Regions from separate parts of the Homo sapiens genome. Here region 2 is linked to region 1. A link is an interaction called in ENCODE POLR2A ChIA-PET data of the cell type or tissue named here. Cell type or tissue: Caco-2. All regions are shown on one strand. Links, peaks and the distances in the headings refer to the core of each region. The heading gives the core; the rest is flanking DNA.

Region 1 (2,910 bases), core at 93-2,592:
CCTCTAGGAAGCTTTCTCTGTCCTGTATTTCCACAGTGACCTGTTCCTTGCTCACCACAGCTCTTAACTGCCTCCTGTTCCTCTAGACAGGACCCCGCCCCCACCAAGGACTGCTGCCTTAGCATACCACCTGGCATATAGGAGGTGCTCCATAAATATTTGCTGAATAAATAATCCATGTAAGAGAGGCACCCTGGCCGGGCGCGGTGGCTCACGCCTGTAATCTCAGCACTTTGGGAGCCGGGGCAGGTGGATCACGAGGTCAGGAGATTGAGACCATCCTGGCTAACACGGTGAAACTCCTTCTCTACTAAAAATACAAAAAATTAGCCGGGCGTGGTGGCGGGCACCTGTAGTCCCAGCTACTCGGTAGGCTGAGGCAGGAGAATGGCGTGAACCTGGGAGGTGGAGCTTGCAGTAAGCCGAGATTGCGCCACTGCACTCCAGCCTGGGCAACAGAGCAAGACTCCATCTCGGAAAAAAAAAAAAAAAAGAGAGAGAGAGAGAGGCACCCTCTGGCTGGGCACGGTGGCTCATGCCTGTAATCCCACACTCTGGGAGGCCAAGGTGGGCGGATCACCTGAGGTCAAGAGTTCAAGACCAGCCTGGCCAACATGGTGAAACCCCCGTCTCTACTAAAAATACAAAAATTAGCTGGGCATGGCGGCAGGTGCCTGTAATCCCAGCAACTCAGGAGGCTGAGGCAGGAGAATCATTTGAACCCGGGAGGCGGAGATTGCAGTGAGTAGAGATCTTGCCACTGCATTACAGCCTGGGTGACAGAGCAAGAGTCCATCTCAAAAAAAGAAAGAGAGGCACCTTCTTTCCCCTCCTATCACAGTCCCTTAGGGCCCCATTTAATCATTCAGTAAATATTTATTGAGCACTGAGTAGGGGCCTGGTACTTTCCTGCTAATTTTATCTGCTAATTTTGTGCTAGCCCTCATAACTTAGTGAGATTAACTGGACAAATTTTACTCCCTCTGTTATAGAGACAGGGAAACTGAGACTCAATCTTATAGCAGTGTTTCAATGACAAATTAGGGTATGTTTCTGAATATGAGATTAAGAAACATCCTTCAGAATAAATAAGATTATAACTATGCTAACAAAGCAAAATTAAAGCTCTTTCTTACAATCAGGTTACACTGCTGATAAGTGGCAGAAAGTGAACTGGACCTCAGTTCTTCCATCTTTAGTCATGAACTCTCTGTACCACATCACACTGGAACTCACCTCCCGGCCCTCCCCATCTAGAAGCCTGCCAAGAACACTCCCCGTTCCTACCCCACCAGCATATCTGCATCCTCATCACCCACTTCAGGGCACACCCTATATCCCAGGTCTGAAAGCAGGAGCCAGAGAGGCTTGTCCATCCCCTCTCAGCCACCTGCAGCACTCACACGTGACTGCTTGAGACACCAGCACTGACAGGGTTTTCTGGCGGTGCCCTTGATCGACCGGTTCATCTGGAAGTAAAATGTCAAAGTGGTAAACTAGTTGCCTGGAGCTTGGCTAGAGTCAGTGGGATCAGGCCTTTGAGAGACTGGAGCCAAAAACCCATGTCCTATCAGGTCCACCAATCAGCCACGCAGGCTCTTCTTGCTCCCAGAAAGTGACCAAGACCTCCCCATCCCTAGCCAGGCCCAGGGCACAAAATGTACCTTCTGCGAAGGGGTAGAAAGGCAGGGAGCCCCCGCAGGCTTGGTCTTCGGTCTTCACCACCACCACCACATAAAAGCTGTTGCTGGGGAAGTCTTTGCGCTGCAGGATGATGATGATAAATATCTTCTTCATCATCATCATCATCATTCTTTTCTAAATACTTGTTCTGGGGCCAGACATTATGCTAAATTCTTCATAGATATATTTTACTTAATCCTCACAAGATTTTTTTTTTTTTTGAGACGGAGTTTCACTCCTATTGCCTAGGCTGGAGTGCCATGGCATGATCTCAGCTCACTGCAACCTCCGCCTCCCGGGTTCAAACAATTCTCCTGCTTCAACCTCCCAAGTAGCTGGGATTACAGGCGTCCATCACCACGCCCAGCTAATTTTTATGTTTTTAGTAGAGATGGGGTTTCACCATGTTGGCCAGGCTGGTCTTGAACGCCTGATCTCAGGTGATCTGCCCGCCTCAGCCTCCCGAAGTGTGGGATTACAGGCGTGAGCCACTGCGCCTGACCTTTTTTTTCTTGAGACAGAGTTTCACTCCTTTTGCCCAGGCTGGAGTGCAGTGGTGTGATCTCGGCTCACTGCAACCTCTGTCTCCCAGGTTCAAGTGATTCTCCTGACTCAGCCTCCCGAGTAGCTGGGATTACAGGCATGCGCCACCATGCCCAGCTAATTTTTCGTATTTTTAGTAGAGACGGGGTTTCAGCCTGTTGGCCAGGCTGGTCTTGAACTCCTGATCTCAGGTGATCCGCCCACCTCGGCCTCCCAAAGTGCTGGGATTACAGGAATGAGCCACCGCGCTCAGCCCTCTTATTGTTACAATGAATGAAGTAGGTATGACAGCCAGAAGGGGGTACTCTACTCTTTCCCATCCCCAAGAGCAACTGGGATTATGGTACAACTCTCATATATATCAGGGGACTCAAAGTCACAGGGACTGGAAGGCCAAAGACTCAGTCGTGTGTAGGATAGGAATGGGCAGAGGAAGAAGAGCTCAAGTTTGGAAAGCTACACAGCTTATCGCCCAGCCACACCTCCCACGTGGCCACATGCATTTCCTACCTGTACGGTGATGGCCGCCTTCTTGGTCATCGTCTGGTACATGCCGATGAAGGCTACGTTGTTGTCCAGGTCATAGACAGGACACTGCAGAGGGGCGGGAGAGGCAGATGGATGGGAACCTGGCCTGCCCCTCTCTTTAGCAGCCCTGCTGCCTGCTGGGGAAGAGCAAAAGGG
Region 2 (2,910 bases), core at 322-2,821, 130 kb before region 1:
CTGACAGTGGGGCCCCGTAGTTTGTGCCTCAAATTTGAGAACCATTTATGGCTGGACGCGGTGGCTCACGCCTGTAATCCCAACACTTTGGGAGGCTGAGGCCGGCGGATCACCTGAGGTCAGGAGTTCGCGACCAGCCTGGCCAACGTGGTGAAACCCCATCTCTACGAAAAATGCAAAAATTATCTGGGCATGGTGGCAGGCGCCTATAATCCCAGCTACTCGGGAGGCTGAGGTAGGAGAATTGCTTGAACCCAGGAGACAGAGGTTGCAGTGAGCCGAGATCACGCCATTGCACTCCAGCCTGGGTGACAGAGCGAGACTCCGTCTCAAAAAAAAAAAGAAAAGAGAATAATGTATTTATAGGAGTGCAGAGAGTGAGTGCCACAGGTGTTCAGAAAGTGATAAACTCATCCAGGAAAGCCGCACCAGGGACATGTGCTCTGAGCATGGTCTTGAAGGATGGACAGGAGTGGCAGGCTATTCCCAGGGGGCAGATGGCACCATACTATCCCACTGTACTGTAATTGCACGTTACACGTATGTCCATGTCTGCTCCTTCCCACCCTACCCCCTTAAAATTGGGAGAGTCCACAGTGAATGAGAGGATGAGTTATGGATGTTAGGGCTTAAGCATGGTTGTTTAGGAGACAATAGAGAGCCAGTCCTGTTAATATTACAGGTTTAGGCTAAGACCAGATAAGTTTGGGTAAATAAAATAGAGCCAAATAGCCATAAAGCTTAAATGTGAGACTATAAGGTTTGGACTTTGGCCTTCAGATATAAGGGAAAATCTGAATTTATTGGGGCAGGGGAATGACATGAAGAAAGCAATCTTTCAGGAAGAGACATCTGAATTTTAAAAAGAGTGGGGGCTGTGTGTGGTGGCTCACGCCTGTAATCCCAGCACTTTGGGAGGCCAAGGCAGGTGGATCACAAGGTCAGGAGTTCGAGACCAACCTGGCCAATATGGTGAAACCCCGTCTCTACTAAAAATACAAAAATTAGCTGGGTGTGGTGGCGCGTGCCTGTAGTTCCAGCTACTCGGGAGGCAGAGGCAGAAGAATCTCTTGAACCCGGGAGGCAGAGGTTGCAGTGAGCTGAGATTGCGCCACTGCACTCCAGCCTGGGTGACAGAGCAAGACTCCGTCTCAAAAAATAAATAAAAATAAAAAGAGTAGGACTGAAAGACACAGGCACAGGGGGCTGTCACAACAGTCCAGGTGTGAGGCCCTCTATGACAAGGAGGGCATGAGGCTGCAATAAGATGGAAAGAGAAAGGAAGGGCAGGATGCAGAGAACGTGCCAGGGCAGGTGGGAAGGATTTGGTGACATTGGTGTGAAGGGAAAGGAAGAGGGCATCAAAGATGGTTTTGAGATTCTGATCTGGGGTGAACTGGAGGATAACAAGACTGTGGGAATAGGAAAGGTGGCAGGAGGGGATGGCTTATAGTACTTGTATACAAATTTATTTGCTTGTTTATTAATTACAGGGTCTCTCTCTGTTGCCCAGGCTGGAGTACAGGGGCACAATCGTAACTCCTGGGCTCAAGTGATCCTCCTGCCTCAGGCTCCTGAGTAACTTGGATTACAGGCACATGCCACCAGCCCCAGCTGATTTTTTCAAATTGTCTCACTATGTTGCCCAGGCTGGTCTCCAACTTCTGGGCTCAAGTGATACTTCCACCTTAGCCTCCTATTAGTTTTTCCCTTACAGCAATTCCTGCAATATATAAAAGGTCTTTACTTCAGTGAGCTGTGATTGCACCACTGCAATCTCCAGCTTGTCAGAGGATGACAGAGACCCTGTCTCCAAAAAAGAAAAAAAAAAAAAAAGGTCTTTATCACTCACAGTGTCTAGCAGAAGAAATGGGGTTGAAAGGTTAAACCACTGGCCAGGTAGAAGGCCAGTAAGTTAAGACCTGTTTCATCCTTGTTCTTCCTACTGTGCCATTTGTCTTGGGGAAGAAGAAGTTATCACAAGCATCCCTCTTCCATTCTCCCATTACACCTGCTTATATCTCCATTACTACACTTGTAATGTATTACAACTGTTTTTGTGTTTGTTTCTCTCATAAAACTTCAAGCTCTGGCCAGGCGCAGTGGCTCACGCCTGTAATCCCAGCACTTTGGGAGGCTGAGGCAGGAGGATCATCTGAGGCCAGGAGTTCAAGACCAGCCTGACCAATATGGTGAAACCCTGTCTCTACTAAAAATACAAAAATTAGCCAGGCGTGGTGGCAGGCGCTTGTAATCCCAGCTGCTCGGGAGGCTGAGACAGGAGAATTGCTTGAACCCAGGAGGCAGAGGTTGCAGTGAGCTGAGATTGCACCACTGCACTCCAGAGCGAGACTCTGTCTCAAACAAACAAAACTTCAAGCTCTTAAGGACAATGTCTTTTTAATTTTATTTATTTATTTTGCAGTATCCTCTCTTTGTGTTATAATAATCTATAACAATACCAAGCTCAGAACATACACCTAAAAAACATTGAGTGAATGAATACATAAGCTGCAAGCCTCTAAACAGAACTGTTGACAGGCAGTTGTAAATGCAGAACTGTAGCTCTTAGAGAAAGTATTTTTATTCTTTTAAACGAAAGGGCCAGGTTCAGCAGCTCACGCCTGTAATCCCAGCACTCAGGTGAGGCCGAGGCGGGTGGATCACCTGAGGCTGGGAATTGGAGACCAGCCTGCCCAACATGGTGAAACCCCATCTCTACTAAAAATTCAAAAATTAGCCAGGTGTGGTGCTGCATGCCTGTAAACCCAGCTACTCAGGAGGCTGAGGCAGGAGAATCGCTTGAGCCCGTGAGGTGGAGGTTGCAGTGAGCCGAGATTGCGCCACTGCACTCCAGCCTGGGTGACAGAGTGAGACCCTGTCTCTAAATAAATAATAAATAAATAAAAG

Evidence for each region. ChIA-PET counts read pairs that join two places held together with the same protein. Peaks named below come from ENCODE experiments on the same cell type or tissue, not always from the same donor. Only the 100,000 strongest peaks of a DNase experiment are listed, where the experiment ranks them.
Region 2: POLR2A ChIA-PET joins it to region 1 with 10 read pairs; 8 of 35 experiments call an interaction of 5 or more read pairs at or near these places.

The regions. Positions count from the first base shown.
Region 1 is chr11:117,182,633-117,185,542 of GRCh38, reverse strand. SIDT2 (SID1 transmembrane family member 2) reads right to left here. Exons shown (of 26, transcript NM_001040455.2): 6 at 2,737-2,820; 7 at 1,665-1,764; 8 at 1,404-1,469. Among named protein-coding and RNA genes, the nearest start is that of SIDT2, 5.3 kb to the right of the region's middle. In Caco-2, for the core only: no CTCF peak of the experiment used is centred there; DNase peaks (open chromatin) are centred at 112 and 1,432.
Region 2 is chr11:117,309,902-117,312,811 of GRCh38, reverse strand. The region is part of intron 1 of BACE1 (beta-secretase 1); the gene reads left to right. Among named protein-coding and RNA genes, the nearest start is that of BACE1, 4.9 kb to the left of the region's middle. In Caco-2, for the core only: no CTCF peak of the experiment used is centred there; no DNase peak of the experiment used is centred there.